Regions from separate parts of the Homo sapiens genome. Here region 1 is linked to region 2. Evidence: chromatin loops called from intact Hi-C (ENCODE). Cell type or tissue: GM12878. All regions are shown on one strand. Links, peaks and the distances in the headings refer to the core of each region. The heading gives the core; the rest is flanking DNA.

What was found. Hi-C counts contacts between places; a loop is a spot of excess contacts. Peaks named below come from ENCODE experiments on the same cell type or tissue, not always from the same donor. Only the 100,000 strongest peaks of a DNase experiment are listed, where the experiment ranks them.
Region 1: a loop joins it to region 2, with 2.4 times the contacts of the local background. A loop is called at or near these places in 6 of 110 quality-filtered maps.

What each region holds. Positions count from the first base shown.
Region 1 is chr2:178,399,587-178,408,459 of GRCh38, forward strand. It overlaps OSBPL6 (oxysterol binding protein like 6), which reads left to right. Exons shown (of 25, transcript NM_032523.4): 25 at 1-3,307. Among named protein-coding and RNA genes, the nearest start is that of CHROMR, 9.6 kb to the right of the region's middle. RefSeq lists an enhancer at 4,792-4,971. In GM12878, for the core only: no CTCF peak of the experiment used is centred there; DNase peaks (open chromatin) are centred at 4,575 and 4,975; H3K4me3 peaks cover 674 bases; H3K27ac peaks cover 2,640 bases.
Region 2 is chr2:178,526,424-178,535,296 of GRCh38, forward strand. TTN (titin) reads right to left here. Exons shown (of 363, transcript NM_001267550.2): 358 at 3,818-8,873; 359 at 3,537-3,693; 360 at 2,105-2,796; 361 at 1,851-2,004; 362 at 1,023-1,325; 363 at 1-884. The coding sequence ends at 589. All of the region lies in intron 1 of TTN-AS1 (TTN antisense RNA 1), which reads left to right. Among named protein-coding and RNA genes, the nearest start is that of TTN-AS1, 7.7 kb to the left of the region's middle. RefSeq lists enhancers at 4,002-4,191, 4,222-4,611, 4,622-4,701, 5,012-5,061. In GM12878, for the core only: no CTCF peak of the experiment used is centred there; DNase peaks (open chromatin) are centred at 1,335 and 4,418; H3K4me3 peaks cover 3,202 bases; H3K27ac peaks cover 4,562 bases.

The DNA.
Region 1 (8,873 bases), core at 402-8,401, 130 kb before region 2:
CATCTTAAGCAAATGAAGCTTCATGATTAAGGCAGCTTACAGATAAGTGGAAAAGAACTTACCTGTCATATGCATCCTTTTGTTTTCCAAAACAACATCTGATTTAGTTCATTTTCTCCAGCCTTGCTCCTAACATAGTGAAAGGCATAGATACACATGTATGTTCTTTTACACTGTGTCATTGTTTGTAAAATATACAGTATTTATGTACAGTTTCAGAGACATTCAATATTGAAAACCACTTCAGTTAGCCTCCTAGTGAATACTATTAATTTTTCATGGATTACATATTACCATATGACCCCATAAATACATTTTATTAGTTACTTTGGTATCTTCAAATTGGTAAGAAAAAAACATAAAACAAAAATGTTCTTATTTTCTGCAATTTTTTTTTCTAGCCATTCCTTCCTCCCAAATAGAAGTGAGGGCAATTGTAGAGAGAGGAATATTAAGTTTTCATAAAGCAAAGTATCATCTTATTTGTGTTCCACCTGTTTCTTCTAACACTTAATTCATAAAGTGAGCAATTGAACTTCTTAATACTGTTAGAGAATATGCTAGAACTATTACTTCTTTTATCTTAGACACCCACTTTCCCTTAATTCTCATCTATTTAGTTTTTTAATAAAATTGTTGCTAGAATTTTTTTGTCTTTTCAAGTTCTTTTTTTGTTAATTTTATTGATATTGCTGTACTTTTTTTTTTTTTTTTGAGACAGAGTCTTGAGTGCTCTGTCACCCAGGCTGGAGCGCAATGGCACAATCTCGGCTCACTGCAGCCTCCGCCTCCCAGGTTCAAGGGATTCTTGTGCCTCAGCCTCCCGAGTAGCTGGGTTTACAGGCGTGTGCCACCCACCTAGCTAATTTTTGTATTTTAGTTAGAGACGGGGGTTTTGCCATGTTGGCCAGGCTGGTCTCGAACTCCTGACCTCAAGTGTTTCACCCGCCTCAGCCCCCCAAAGTGCTGGGATTACAGGTGTGAGCAACCGCGCCTGGACTCAAGTTCTTTTTAAAGCTTGATTAAGGTATAACCGACATATAATACACTTCGCATATTTGAACAGTACTTGATACAGTTTGATGTATGTATATACCCTTGACATAATCAAAATAGTGAACATATCTATCATCCCCAAAAGTTTCCCCTGCCCCTTTGTAATCCTTCCCCATCCTCTATCCTGAGGCAACCATTGATCTGCTTTTATTATTTTTAAAAGTTAGCGTATTTTCTTATATGTATTGCATATGGGATTTTTCTAGAAGGCCACGTGCATATGCACCCTCCCCTTCCATTACCCCAGTATCCGCCATCAAGTAGTAACATGTTGTAACAGAAAGAATCCCATTAAGTCCTAGTTCTGGTAGCCCGGTACAAATTTTAGATTTTCCCCCAAAAATGAAAAAAAATTATTTAAAAAATTTAGATTTGAAATGCTTAGAAAACAATCATTTATTTTTTTATGTCAAAATGTCCAAGTAAATTAATGGATTAATTTCCATGCTTCTGGTGATGTAACACCACTTGGTGGTGGCGCTGAGGAAACCCTGGGAAGTGTTTTTCTCTTCTGTGTAATGAAAGACTCACTGACAAAGCCGTCGGTATCCAGAATGACTGCTCTTGAAATGATATTTTGATGATGATGATCAGGGAAGTAGCCTATGCTGATTTATTTATCATCCCCCCACCCCAACCCCACTTTTGTGTCACAAACATTTGAAACACCCAGTGCTCAAGAATGCTGCTTTTCCAATTCTGCTAATATCCTCTCTCCCCATCTGGAAACAAAGTTACTAAACCTAGTTTTGAAAAAGCAATGGAAATGAAAGTGTCCAGTGAACTTACTGGCAGTTGTGCAAGTTGAAAGCTTATTCCTTACATCCTGAGCCTAAAAGCCTTATTCCTTATATCCGGAGCCTAAAAGTTTGCTCAAAAGTAGAAAACTTTCCAGACAAGATCACATACAAAATGGTTAACATGAAATGCTAATGAAGAAACAAGGCAAGAATGAATACAAGAGAAATGGAATCTGGGGAAAAAAGTAGGTTCTCTAACTGGGGCAGGGATCTTGCTTCTTGGGGGCATATGGTTGGATCCCAGGTGGGCCACGAAAATCATCTTGGATATTTGTTTACAGGCTGATTCCTGAGTTTCCCTCCAAAGATTCTGAGTCCACAGATCTAGGGTGTGGACCGAGAATCCTCATTGTAACAAGCACCCTCTGCCCCCGGGACATTTTAAGGTAGATGGAGAACTAAGGTGAGAGTGTGCCAGCTAAATACTCTTTCCTTTGTCCCTGTGCCTCAGTCTTTTTTGTTTGTTTTTTTTCATGTGACACTCAGTAGGAAAGTCTAGTTCAAGAACCGGAAACTGAGCCGGGCATGGTGGTGCGCACCTGTAGTCCCAGCTACTCAGGAGGCTGAGGCAGGAGGATGGCTTGAGCCTGACGCCCATGCCGCTGTGAGCTATGATTGCACCACTGCCCTGAGCCTGGACGACAGAGCAAGTTCCTGTCTTAAAAAAAAAAGTAATAAAAAAGACATTTAAAAAAAAATTAGAGCTCAGTGACCTGTGACTCACTTTGCCACTTTGTCATTTTCTTGACTTCTGTCCCAACGCCAGCCCTGTAATATGGAGATAAAGAGTGGGGAGGACAGAACTCTGAAACCTAAAAGGCAAGATTTTTGCTAAACCGGAGAACGTAAAAATACATTCCTAGAGGCAATCTAACCAGCCAGATAACCAGAAGTTTACTCTTCAAAGCCAAGAATCAGTACCCCCACCTCACCTTCCATTCTCTCTTAGGCTTTGTCTATGTCTCTAAGGGGAGTTTTTCAGTTGACTGATGAGGTCCTGACTGGTAGGGAAAGCCTGCAGGGAAATCCTGTGGCAAAGCACACTCTTGATCACCTACTTAACAAGAAGGTCTAGCAGGACATTCTTGATCCAGGTCAGCTTCTTCCCTGAAAATAATACATATTTTTAATTTCTGTTTGAAAAAACTCCACTGTGAAATTACTCTGCTTATATTAGAAGGTATGAAGACAGTAGTTATGTACTGTTCGTTTGCATACGGTCATTTTGAGATAGAAAAATTAAATTTTTTTAGGAAAAGAATTTCAAGCAACTTTCTACGAAAATACAGCTTGTGGTTAAATTTCCTAATGAAAGAGGAATTATTCACTGAAAAATTTGTCTAATCTGTGCCACCTCAAAATAAGAATTGTGCCTCTTCAATGAATGTTGTATATGAGAATGTTACATTTGTAACAGCACAGGAAACTCAATAAATTATAAATGAATTACATAAAGAGATTTTTTTGTGTACAGTATGTCCTGATGACTTTTCTACATTACTAATTTTACAAAAATTACTAAATTTGCCAAATATTTTTATCTGTTTGAAGCAAGAGACTTCACATAGGATATAAAGCTTGAGTACTTATATCTGACTATATTTCCAGGTCTTCTTCATGTGTTTTCAAATCGAATACTAAAACACAGATTCTTTTCCTGAATTTTGAACTGAATTTTCCTGAATATTAAAAGACTTAAGGCTGGGCACTGTGGCTCATGCCTGTAATCCCTGCACTTCAGGAGGCCAAGGCGGTGGATCACCTGAGGTCAGGAGTTTGAGACCAGCCTGGCCAACACGGCGAAACCCCATCTACTAAAAATGCAAAAATTAGCTGGGTGTGGTGGCACATGCCTGTAATCCCAGCTACTCGGGAGGCTGAGGCAGGAGAATCACTTGAACCCAGGAGGCAGAGTTTGCAGTGAGCCGAGATCACACCACCGCACTCCAGGTTGGGAGACAGAGCAAGACTCCATCTCAAAAAATAGTAATAATAATAATAAATAAACAAAAAAAGACTTAGAGTTGCCTTCAGTTTCCCATGTTTCTAGATTATGGGAGAAAAGCTGTAGTTCATGAAGTCTGCAGGAAACTCACAATCACTTAGGTGAGAGTTTCTTCCATCTTGGTCTCTTGGGAAAGTTCTAGGGATTCATTTACATTCATTCAATAATTCTCCCTTGGGAAGAGAGATTTCATGGGGGCTATTTTCTATCTGTCAATGGTGAAAACACTTTCAATAAAACAATGATGATGTGTTTAGTTTGTAATCTGTACACGTATTATAAGTAGATGATTTATCAGTCTTAATCTCCAAGTCTCCAATTTCTTCAAAAGAAGTAGAGGAAGAAATATTTTCAGAGTGTCAAAACAACATACCAACTGTTTGGTTAACTGGAATCCCAAAATCTGTTTTTTGTAAAACAAACATTGGTAGTCAACCTATTTCAATCCTGCTGGAATGTGATAAACTCACATGCTCTGGGGCCTTTCTACAGCCTGGCCTCACTGTGGTGCATTTATGGGCTGGTACCCAGTCTATCCTGACACTGTCCAATCACAGAAATGTGAGGACCTTGTAATATCACGTCCTAGGGATAAGTTCCTAGGGCTCTATTGAGGAGAAACTTTGATGTGGTTGGCAAGAACACACAAAGAAGTCAGTCTTGTCTCCTTTTCTGTGTATGCACCAGAAGTTATCAGCTTAGAGGGAAGGGGGAGGTGGCGAGAGAAGATTGAGAAAATGCTAAACACTTGAAATGACAAAGAAATGCCCCCACCCCCTTTGCCATATGTACTTAAGTAACTGGGAAGCAAATTGAAAATAGAGAGACATAATAGATGAAACTTTCATTTGCATAGTTTGTGATTATACAGTCACAGTTGCCATAAGTCAGTTTTCCTGCCCAATTATAAAATCATGCCAGAGAATTAATCTTTTATAAAAGTGCATATAGCCCCAGTTACATTAAACTATTGCTGGTGGTAGGCAGTGGTTTCTTGGTTTTGTTTTAGCTTGCTAAGTACAGAATTGGAGGATACGATGGGATAAACAACTGAATACGTGACAACAGTTTGTTGACTCAGACAGAAAGCCATCAGATGGCAAGGGTTGACCGTTGAAGGATGTGGGTTGGCCTGACTCAGAACTGCACGGCCTGTCTGGCAGCTGCTTGGCCAGGCAGCTGTGCAATGTGGACAGCTGTCTGCCTGAAGACCAGCCTGCTTCAACAGCACAGGTTCTGCTAACATACATGCTAACAGGGCTGTTTTCTCTTTAAAACAATGGGTTTGATGGGTTGGGAGGGAGTGAAAACTATAAAAATAAATCTCTGCCAGGAAGCTCTCAAGTCTCTTAACGAGGTCATCCATATAGCAAGTACTCTAAGGTATAAATAATGAAAGCTCAGTATTTCCTACTTATTCCTGAAATTGTCCATCATTTTTAAAGTTTACCAAGAGTAAACTTCCCAAATGTAACAGCTTAGTACTTTACCCTTCAAATTCAGATTTATAAAATTTTAGAAGAGAAATATAAGAATGAGAATTTTTCTTTCAAAGAAAATCAAACCACCTCACATTCAACCCTTCTCTTCCTTAAGATTCTCCTCCAAAATACTTAATTTTCTACTTCATTCTCAGAATTTTCTATATGTTAGCATAGTATTTTTTGGTTATTATTTTTTAAGCTGCTCATCTTCCCCAATTGCTTTATTATTATTATTATTTGAGACGGAGTCTCACTCTGTTGCCCAGGCCGGAGGGCAGTGGTGCGATCTCGGCTCATTGCAACCTCCGTCTCGTCTCGCGGGTTCAAGTGATTCTCCTGCCTCAGCCTCCCGAGTAGCTGGGATTACAGGCATGTGCCACCACGCCCACCTAATTTTGTGTTTTAGTAGAGATGGGGTTTCTCCATGTTGGTCAGGCTGGTCTCAAACTCCCGACCTCGGATGATCTGCCCGCCTCGGCCTCCCAAAATGCTAGGAGTAATAATTTAAATATGTTTTAACCCGTTGCAGTTATTATTTTTACTGATGCTTAAATTGTCTCCTCTTTGGCCAGTGGGAAACTTATTAATCAGCTCCTGAGCCTCTTGACACTGTGGTGCAGTGGTTCACACCTGTAATCCCAGCACTTTGGGAGACCAAGGAGGGCATATTGCTTGAGCCCAGGAATTGGAGACCAGCCTGGGCAATGTGGCAAAACCCTGTCTCTACAAAAAATACAAAAATTAGCTGGGTGCAGTGGCATGTGTCTCTAGTCTCAGCTACTTGGGAAACTGAGGCAGGAGGATCTCTTGAACCAGGGAGGTTGAGGTTGCTGGGAGCCAAGATCATGCCAGTGCACTCCAGCCTGGGGGACAAAGTGAGACTCTGTCTCTAAATAAATAAATAAATAAGCCAGCATGAGCTTATTAGAGATCTACATTTTACTTTTAGTTTAGAGACATGGTCTCACTCATATACTTAGCAGTATATGAGTAGATGCATACAATGAACAAGATTCTCACTTAACACATGATTAAATCTGAAAAAAAAAGAAAGTGAAAACCTTAACAATATCCTCTCTCTCTCTCACAGACCCTTGCAGGAGTCAATATAACTAAATACGTCCTAAAATTTCAAGGAGAGTAGCCATGGTTCTTGATGATAAGACAAAGTATGCTCAGACTGAGGGGCTGAGGACAGCCGGATCCTTCCAGTCGTGTGGGAGAAGCAGTTGATGCTACTGCTCAGCTACTTGGTGTGTCTGTTGTGCTGTGGTCTGTGCCTTGGCATGCAAGGTACATGAAGCAGGGTCAATGAAAATTGTGGAAAGTTATAGAGTACATAGAGGTTTAACAGTCTTATGGAAGAGTGTATAACAGTCCGTTCACTCTTGCTATAGTAATTCTAGTATTTATTGCATGGTGAAAGTCTACTACTGTTCATTTATTTTCTTGGTTGATAATAATTTTTTTTGTTGTTAACGAGACGGAGTCTTGCTCTGTCGCCAGGCTGGAGTGCAGTGGTGTGATTTCAGCTCACTGCAACATCCGCCTCCTGGGTTCAAGCGATTCCCCTGCCTCAGCCTCCCAAGCAGCTGGGACTACAGGCGAACGCCACCACACCCAGCTAATTTTTGTATTTTTAGTAGAGATGGAGTTTCTCCATGTTGGCCAGGCTGGTCTCAAACTCCTGACCTCAAGTGATCTTCCTGCCTCAGTCTCCCAAAGTGCTGGGATTATAGGCATGAGCCACAGCGCCCGGCCCGATAACAACTTTTTGTTTGTTGTAAGAAGCTAGCTTTTTAAAAAAGGACACATGTAATAAGAGATAGAGTACTGAATATTTGTTTTTTAAGAAAATTGATAGCTACTTGGGAGGCTGAGGCAGGAGAATCACTTGAACCCTGGAGGCGGAGGTTGCAGTGAGCCATTACACTCCAGCCTGGGCAACAAGAGCAAGACTCCGTCTCAAAAAAAAAGAAAAGAAAAAGGAAAAGAAAATTGATAAAGGATATGTAACTTGTACCAAGTGTTCATCAATGTTTACCATCCACTATTGGTCATTTCATCCATCATGAAATCAATGATGGGAAGTAGAGAAGACCACCCAAATGAGGGCAGAGGTTACTGACTCAGAGCTAGCTATAGCAAGAGAGTCAGCCTCCATCACTTGCATTTGGCAGAGACTCAAAGGCAGGAAAGAGAATAGTCAAGCTCTATATTTTAAGCAATTTCAGATATATTTGGTTTGGAAGTTGTTGGCAGGAAGAGATGCGGGTGGGCTAAGTGGAAGCAAGGCCTCTTAGGTGTTTGGTTTAGGGAGCATGTTTGACTTTCTCTGGTTGGTCCTGAGTTGGAAGAGGGGTTAAAAACAGGGAAGTTGGCAGCCATTGAACAAGTCCTGACTGTTCTGGACTGATTGTTGTAGGAGTTGTAATACGGTTTCCTGGACCGGTTACTGTAGAGCAAGCTTGCCCAACCAACGGCCTGTGGGCCACATGTGGCCCAGGACAGCTTTGAATGTGGCCCAACACAAATTCATAAACTTTTCTTAAAACGTTATGAGATTTATTTTACTTTTTTTTTTTTTTTTTTTTAGCTCATCAGATATCATTAGTGTTAGTGCATGTTGTGTGTGGCCCAACACAATTATTCTTCTTCCAGTGTGGCCCAGGGAAGCCAAAAGATTGGACACCCCTGCTGTAGAGGCTGTGGGTAAGAGTTCTATTGTCATATATGATGTGGCCTTGTCTGTTTGTATATTCAGTCTCTAACTTGAAAACCAGATTTAAATCTTGTGAATAAGCCATAGCATGTATTTGAAAAGTTAGTTGTTATTTTAAGAACTTCATGCCTAAAGATGGTGATTTGACACACAGAGCAGCAGAAGGGGCTTTGTTTTTTTGTTTTTTTTTGTTTTTGTTTTGTTTTGTTTTTTGAGACAGATTCTCACTCTGTCGCCCAGGCTGGAGTTCAGTGGTGAGATCTTGGCTCACTGCAACCTCCACCTCCAGGGCTCAAGCATTTCTCATGCCTCAGCCTCCTGAGTAGCCGGCACTACAGGCATGCACCACCATGACTGGCTGATTTTTTGTATTTTCAGTAGAGACAGGGTTTCACCATGTTGCCCAGGCTGGTCTCAAACTCCTGACCTCTGGTGATCTGCCTGCCTCAGCCTCCCAAAGCAGAAGGGACATTTTCATAGCATTCCGTGAAGCATGAGTTTCATTCAGTTCACATGTCTCTACTTCTAAATTACCTTTACTCATTTTTTAATCCAAGTTTCGTGTGTGTACATTAACATGAAGTAATAGCTGTTAGTGTGTTGGCTCCAAGAGCAGAACTTTGCAGATAGTTAAATAATGTCAATTTTATACCACTGGCATAAGATGCTTCAAATAGAAAATCAACTGAAGTAATTCCAAAAGTAGTTCAATTTTTTTCATCCAATTTATGAAATCAAAGTAAAACTTTTAGAAGTTAATTGTGTCGAAAATAAAATATCTGACACTATTTTGTGAACGTTACTAA
Region 2 (8,873 bases), core at 528-8,527:
AATATTTGTCATGATAATTTTGTGTGACATCATCAGAGAAAATGTAAGACGTTAAAGTGTTGCTTACAGGAGGGTAAATGCAAACATCACCAATGCCTTACATTTCTGATTCAGTAGGTATTGGTGCACATATCAAGTGATATGCACAGCATCATTCTCTTTTAGGTGGACAGGACATCTTCAATGGGGATTTTCTCAACCCACTGAGGCATACTTAGACATCAACAGTATGTTGAGGCACAAAGATTGATTAAATGTTGAGCAGGGTATTCGTTCCATAAGAAACTTTCTCCTACCAACAGTTAGTTTCAAAACTTACATTGTAAAATGTCATAAAATAAATGGTACAAAACTTTATAACCGTTAATCCGGCTATATACAGTATGTACATGTCACTAGCAAATGTATTATATTCTTAGGTCAACAATTATGAAAAGATTGAAATGAATATTTTTGAACTTTGACTCATTTAGGTTGATACAAAACTACTTTTTTTTCTTTAAATATTTACAGTTCAGAAAGATTAGTCCGTGTGAAACGTTTGCGAAAAGTTAAGAATGAGTGTAGAGTATAAGGGCACAGGCCCTCTTAAATGGATCGAATATGTATATTCACAGTGGCAGAGTCAGATCCAAATTCATTCCCTAAACTCAGGGTATAAAGTCCACCATCTTGTTTCTGTACGTCCATGATGATCAGGGTTGTCAGGTCATCTGTGTTTTCAATGTGGAACCTCCCCTGTTCTTGACTGTGGATTTTTCTTCCACCACAGGACCATGTTACTTCTGGGGTAGGCTCACCCGTGAAAGCACAGGCTACTGTTAGAACTTTGCCTTCATCAATGCTGATATCAGATGGAAGAGCTTCAATTTTAGGCGGAATTCCTTTATGGAACAATGACAAAAAAAAGGTCTTAGAATCACTGAAAAAAATAAAGATTTGCTTTCTACTGAATTGTGTGTACTAAAGACTACACCATGTTACTTGGCTTGTCTACCTCTACCAGTAATTTTATTGCTCACCTCTTATGCCTGCTTTAAGCATTTTACTAGTTGAGCTTTCCAGTTGTGTCATATTAGATATTCCCATAAAGCTGCTGGAACTCATTTCTACAAAGGACTCTTGCATGGAGGACATGCTTTGGGCAGACATGCTTGCAAATTTCATCTCAGTCATGCTGCTAGCACTGCTGCTGCTGAAACTGCTGAAGGAGGCCTCCTGCTTGGAGGCAGACATTTGGACTGACTGAGACGAGAAGCTTCCTTGCAAGCTTGTGTCACCACTTGTTCTCAATACTACCTCTCTGGAAGGTTCTTCAACTAGAGCTGTGGAGCATAGCAGATACACAGTGAACATCAATGACATCTGGTTAATTGATGACATATGACGCTGACTTACAGAAATGGAAACTTCAACACACACACAGCAGCATAACCCAAACAATTTGCTGTTGAAGCATAAGCAAATACATATATACATACATTTGTCAAGAGCTAGCTCAATGTCTCCAAAACATGAATCCTTATATTTCTATCATTACATTACATGCAGGTGCTAGGAATCACTAGGAGAAAAATGATTAGTCATATAGAAAGTAATTGACATATTGTGCATCCTGCAAATAAATGTTACACGGCAGTTGGTAGCTTTACTTTGAAATGTAATCTATCCAAGTTTCTGTGTAGCTATAAAGAAAGTTTGACTACAAGAATGAATTCACATCAGTTGGCTGTCCCTCTTTCACATGGAATTTAATAAGGCTTCTTAGAGTTTTCTGTGCTTGAAAGAGAGGCAAAAAAACGATCTAAAGGCCTTAAACATGTAAGGAAGAAGGGTGAGGAGATACTTACGAAGGACCATTAAGGAAGCTGTAGCTGAACACTGGCCACGGAAATTTTTGGCCTTAATTGTGTACTTTCCACTGTCGCTGACTGATGCATTTCGGATTTCAAGGGAGTATACATTTCTGGAGCGGCTTATGCTGACATTTGAAGAAATAGAAATCTAAGACAAAGGAAAAAGAAAAGAAATGTTGAAGTTCTTCAGATGTGGAAGACATGGTATTTTAGTTTTTCTTCAATAATATATTCATAATTAAACTTACTGGCAGGTTGTTTTTAAACCATTCGATTTCAGGGGATGGCTCGCCACTGATTTCACAAGTAAAGAGAACATTTTGTCCTTCATTAATATTTTGAGATCTAGGCTGTGAGATGAAGGCTGGAGCATCTGAGAGTTCTTTGCTCAGTGTCAAATCATACTGACACTTGACGATTCCTTCCTTGGTTTTGCTTATGCAGGTGAGGATTCCTTCATCTCTGTGACTGGCTTGCTTGATGGTTAGGGTCTGATCGCTGCCTGAGACACCATATCGGTACTCCTCAGAGTTGGTAAGCTCTACGCCATTCAGTACCCATTTCACATCAGTGGCACCAGCAATGTTGGCTTTTAAAACCAGTCTTTGACCTTCGTTTATGCTCATCTGAGTAGAAAATGCTTTAATCTCAGCATGAGTTCTGACTTCTTCTGATGCCTGTGATGTTTTAGTGATTTCCTCATGGACAATGGATTTTTCCAGGGAGGTTGCTGCTGATTTCTTGACTTCTTCAGAAATCAGAACCTTTGAAGCTTCCTCTTTGAGGGCTAACTTTTCTTGAGATTTTGCCTCTGACATCTTAATTTCTTCAGACCTTAGGGCTTTTTGGGAAATTTCCTCTTGGACAACAGCTTTCTTCTGAGGTGTAATTTCAGAAGTCTTTTGTGTAGAGACTTTCTGTGCCTCAGTATCTTTTATAGCTAAAAAAGAAACCTCTGTAAGGCAAACTTAATTAGAAAGAGACCCCCACCTTTTACTCTTCTAGATTCTGCGTGTGAAAAACATAAAAAGAAAAAAAGTCAACTTCTTCATGCAATGTAGGTAATACCTAATACTTTCTCAGTTCCACTTTTGGAAAATTATCATGTGTGACTTTTGAGATCACTGTAATGATTCCTTAAACTAAACTGAGCCAAAGATGATTCATATGACTTAAGGAAAAAAGTCTTGAAAAGAATAGTCAACGGATTTAGGAGATAAGTGGATTTGGGAGATTTTGAGTAACCAAAACATTAAATTATCTTTCAGAAGATTGAAATGAAAGCAAACTAATTTTAATTGGTAAAATAGAAATAGTTCTTTAATTAACTTTGCACTGCTTTGGAAAATTAGCAACTGTGAAGGTTTAGGCAAGTAGTGCCATTTTGTATATTCACTGACTTTATTCTTAAATATTCCTGGGAGCAGGGGCTGACACTATGGAATCTTATATAATACCACATATAACTAGGTACTTAATAACTGCTTTTTATGCTCATAGAAAAGCATATGCTAACTTCAAATGTGTGTTTCTGCTTTGGTGTACAAATTGTATTCTGGAATTAGGAAAATAATTTTATTTTAATACTTTCTTGTATGTGTATATAAGGGGGGATGTTTGAAAATATTTCCCTAATATTATCTTCTGAAGAAATGTGGGTAAAAACAAAAGCCAACCTACCTTTTATTGTTAATTTGCAGCTAGAGGACACAGATCCAGCTGAATTTTTTACTGTACAAGTATAAAGTCCACTGTCAGAAGTATCAGTCTTATGAATTTCTAAGAAGAACCCTCCCTTGTCTTCAGAGAGTTTATATTTACCTCCTTGTGTAATGGCCTGTAGAATGCAAATGATTTGTGTTTTAAAAAGTGATTTCATTTTAAGCTTTTTTTGGGAAGCTGAATTTAGAAGATAAAATATTTTAGAAGATAAAAGAAAGAGACATTTAAGAACTGGTTACCTTTCCATCTTTTGTCCAGATGGCAGTTGGCCGGGGTTCTCCAGTAGCCTTAACTGCAAATTTAGCAACACTGTCTGAAGAAACAGTTGTATCCTGCAACCCAGTAACAATTACTGGTTTTGAGGAAATTGGTTCAGGAGCTTTTGGTTCAGTTTTTCTGGTTACTGTTGACTCAGTGGTTTTCTGATCTGATTTCTTAGTTTCTGATATTTTTGATACCTTCTCATGGATACTCTTAAAGGCTTGCCCCATAAATTGTAAGTTGGTTTTAGACGTTCCACCTTCACCAGAAATCTCACAAACATATTCTCCTTGATCAGATTCAGTGAGGTTATTGATTTTGAGCTCATAGGTACCATCTGCTGAATAATGAAACTGGAAATGCCCATTTTCCTTCAGTTTCTTGCCATCTTTATACCAGGTGACCTCTTTTGCCCTTAATACACTGCTTTCAACCACACAGGTCAGTTTTGCAATCTCTTTAGAAGCTTCTGCTTTCAGGAACTGAGTAATCTTTGGTGGGGCAGAGACTGGGAGGTGCTGAACTTTCTCTGTTGGTGTTGGTTTTGTCTCTGTGGGTGATACGGCTTTCGGGTGAGAAGGTTCTGGAGATTTCACTCGTTTTGGAGACTTAACTGCTTCTGGGGATTTCACCCGAGGCTCTGGGGATTTGACTCTTGGTGGTGATGTCACAGCCTTTTCAGTTACCCTGGCCTTTTGAATAGTCAGAGTGAACTCTGCTTCTTGTTTCCCTTCACTGTTTTCTACCACCACGCTGTAATTGCCCTCATCGGAAGCCTGGACTGAAGAGATCTCAAAGGTTGATTTGTACTTTGTGGTGGTCACTTGGTGGCGGGCAGAAGTACTTAGCACTTGTCCTTTACGCAGCCAGGTCACAGTTGGTACCGGCTCACCATCGGTGTCACAAGAAAACCTTGCAGACTCGCCCTCGTAGACGGTCATGGACCGTGGCTTTGTTAGAATTCTTGCTGCCAAAGTCGTCTTGATCTTTCTGGTTGTGGATTTTTCTTCCAGTGACTTTTCTTCTAATGCAGCACTTTTCATTTCTGCAGATGCAGAGTGTTCATATGAGGAGAGACTTTCCCTTGTCTCCGTCATCTGTGATTTCACTTCCCTGACAGAAGACGAAGCTTCCATCTCAGATGTTTTCTTAAATGATGAAACAGCATACGCCTCTGTTCTTGTCAGCTCAGGGAAAACAGATCTGGGGACCTCTTCATCTCTGCGTTGGGAAGCATAGGTGGTATAATCCCCTCCTGTCACGTCCAACGTTGCATAGTCAGAAGCTTCGCCCTTGTAGTTGGTGCACACAGCACGGTAGGTTCCACTGTCATCAGTATGACAGTCCAGAATTTCCAGGGTGAGGACTCCACTCGTGTTGGTGTAATGAATCTTACTGCTTTCTTGGAGTTCCACACCATTGTGGTACCATTTAACCTCGGCAGTTGGCTTAGACTGAACATTTAAAATAAAACGTGTATTTTGGCCACATGGTACCCTGTGCGAGCGCATTCTCAGTGTGATTCGAGGGGCATGGTCCAGTGTGAAAGGCTGCTGACTCAAAACTTCATACTTCCTTTCTGATGTCTTCTGAGTTTTTAAAGCAGCTTTCATGGACTCATACCTGGAAAAGATATCAAATCTTGCAGACCTCTCAAATCTCGAGAGTGATCTCTCACTAGACACAGGGCTGGGGGATCGTGGGCGAGTTCTCTCTGGAGTAGGTGACCTTCTTTCTGTGTCATCTTCGTATTCCTCAGCCGGTTGTGGACGTGACCGGATCAGCTCAGACACTGGCCTCATTAACTCAATATAAGTTGGAGACAGGGAGCGCCGTCGTCTCAGTAGTCTAGACGCAGATGAGGATGATTCTCTTTGAGCATGTTTTGAGATTTCGTATTCTTCCTCAATTTCTGTTATTTCTGTCACTTCTCTTTGTCGCCTTGATTTCTTTCTAGACTTTTCCTCCTTTGACATGAAGTCAAGTTCGCTTTTGTATTCTGAGAGATGCTGGGTGGTCGTAACTGGGCGAAGCAACTCTTCATCCTCCCTCTCAGCCATGATTCTTTGCCGTTGCTTTGGCTGTCTGTACGCAGCCTGGGCATGCCGTTCCCTCAGTTCTGCATAACTTGTACTAGCTTCAGCCTTCGTTGGGATGTGATAGGTTGAATACCTGAAGTCTTTTCTTGTTTCCTCCACCTTGACATGAGCTTGTGGTGAAGAGTAACGTAGGCTAGAAAGCTCAAAGTGTGGAGGGCTTCGACTTGGGGGTGAAGCTGAAAAACCTAACTCAAGCTCTTCTTCAAGACGCAGCCTCTCTTCCTCTGTTCTTTTCATTGCTAAGTAGTCATCAATGGGGAGGAGTAATTCTTCATCAGAGATGTCCCCAAGAGAACGTCTTCTAGGTCGGTAGTAAAAGTCATAATCAGGAGAAGGTGTACGCCGGCGGGCTGGTCTCACTATCTCAAGATCATCTTGGGACAGTTTAGGAATACGCCATTTAGGTCTGTATTGATCTGTAATGCGTGGAAGAGGCATCACATAGAACTGTTCCCATCTTGAAAGGCGGATGCGCTTGGGTCGTTTCTGTACAACTCTGTCAAGTTTCCCAGGCATTTCATACTGATCACGTATCTTTTTATACCACTTCATGTCAGACATGGGCACGAACTGCTTGATGCGTTGGTCTTCTTCTATGGTAGTCTGCTTATACTTGCGTGGCTCTGGTACATCATAAGGCATCCGGAGTTTTCTCTCCTCCTTCTTTTCTTCTATCTCAAGTCTGAATTCCCCTTTTACAGTCTTGGTGCTTACAGCCGGTTTATAAAGGACAGCAGCTTCTCTCAGAGCCTCTTTAGCTACCTGTGTCAGTGGTACACTTTCAGTTCCAGAAAGAATTTCAGCCATTCTGAGGGTTTTGTCAATTTGTTTTTGTACGTGTCGCTCATGCTCCTCCTTACTCTTGAATTCCTGTTTCTTGTACCTCAGGCGTTCCACTTGTAGGTGAGCCTGGCAGCTGGTGGACCCAGCTGTGTTAGTGGCTGTGACTCTATAATAACCCGTGTCTTCAGGCAAAGTGTCCCTGATGTGCAGAGCATAATAATCCAAGCCTTCATGGATAATTTCAATGTTAGGCCCGAGGGACAGTGGCTGACCATCTTTCTCCCATTTTAATGTTGGTGGGGGGATGCCAGACACTCTGATCTCAAAGCAGACACTTTGGCCTTCTTGGCATTCTGCATTTGCCAGTAACCTTTTGAACATGGGTCTTAAGGTACTATCTGTTGGAGGTGGGTGTAGGGTTACTGTCAGCTTTGCTTTACAGCTGTCTTCACCATATTTGTTCCTTGCCACAACAGTATATTCAGCGTCATCATCTGTAGTGACACTGTTGATTGTTAATTGGTAAAGACCCTTGTCTGACTCAAATGTGTACTTCTTGTCATTGTCACCTGGTTTGATTTTCTGACCTGATTTATACCATGTTACATGAGGCTCTGGGTGGACAGTTATAGTTACTCCAAACCGGACATTTTCACCTACATAAGCTGTCTTATTATAGAGAGGCAGGGTAAATTCTGGTGGCCTTTCCAGGAGTCTCATTGTGTCTGTTCTGCGCTTAATTTTCTTCATGGTTCTACGGCAGTAATAGTCATAGACTTCTCTCACACCTTTAACAAATAGCTCTGCATAAGAACTGTCTTCACCATAGTCATTGACTACTTTGCATCTGTAGGTACCATCATCTAATTTGGTAATGTCTTTGACATAGAGGATGGCCACTCCATCTTCGTAGGTGATTTCGTATTTCTCACTGTTCTCCAGCTGTCGGACGCCAAAGTACCAAGTCACTTGGGTAGACTGATCATAATTTTCAATTTTGCATACATATTTGACATGTCCTCCTTCTTCACCAACTGCATGCATTATCTGCCCAGAAACTGGGCCAATTTCAATGGATGCCACTTTAACTTTAGCAACACTCACTCCCTTCTGAGATCGAATTGCACCACCACAGGAGATCCGGGCTGCTGACACAACCATGTTGAGGTCTTTCTTGATCAGGGTGTGGTAATAACGCCGGTGTTTTAATGTTCTGATAACTTTAGTACTGACTCTTTCTATCTTCTGCTTCAACCATGGGTGCTGGAGAGCCTCCGATGCTGTCATGCGAGATTTCCTCTCTTTCACTAACAACCGGTCAACAAAATCCATGGCTTCAATGCTAATCTCTTTGAATGCTTCCTCATCGAAAGTATATTCAGCATTCATGATATTCTCAATGATCTGTTGGTTAGTTTCAGCCAGGAATGGGTTGATACCACTCAATAGCACATATACCAGTGTTCCAAGTGACCACATGTCTGTGGCTGTGCTGACAACATCATGCTGGTGGACTTCAGGTGCATAGTATTCTGGGGCAGTGAATAGAAGCCTGAAGTTGTCCCCTGGTTTCAGCTGACGGGCTTGACCAAATTCTATGATTTTAATGGTAGAGCTTCTTCTGGTTTGGTAAATGATATTTTCTGGTCTAATGTCAAAGTGTCCAATATTATGACTGTGTAAAAACTGAAGTGCTTCACAGACCTGGTGAACATAACTTACAATTTCTCTTTCATTAAGTTCAAAAGCACTTGTGTTAATGCGCTCAAATATGTCAAGTCCTGATATAAACTCAAAGATCATAACTAATTCTTCCATGCTTTCAAATGATTCATGGAGGTGTAAGATGTTTCTATGCCTAGCAATATTCAGAATGGAAATTTCCTTCTTTACCAAAACCTGATCAGTCCCTTTGACTTTAACAAATTTGGCCATGTATGTCTTCTTTGAGGATGTTTCAACACAACGATGGACAATTCCAAACTCACCACGCCCAAGATCTTCAGCAATCATATATTTCTCATAGAGTTCCTTGGTTGAAGAGTGAGATGCTTTAGTCATGGAGACTTCCCTGGTTTCATCTACCTCTTCATCATAGTTCATAGCTCTGGTCTTATCTTCTTTGGTTATGGTTGGTTCTGAAGGCTCTGAA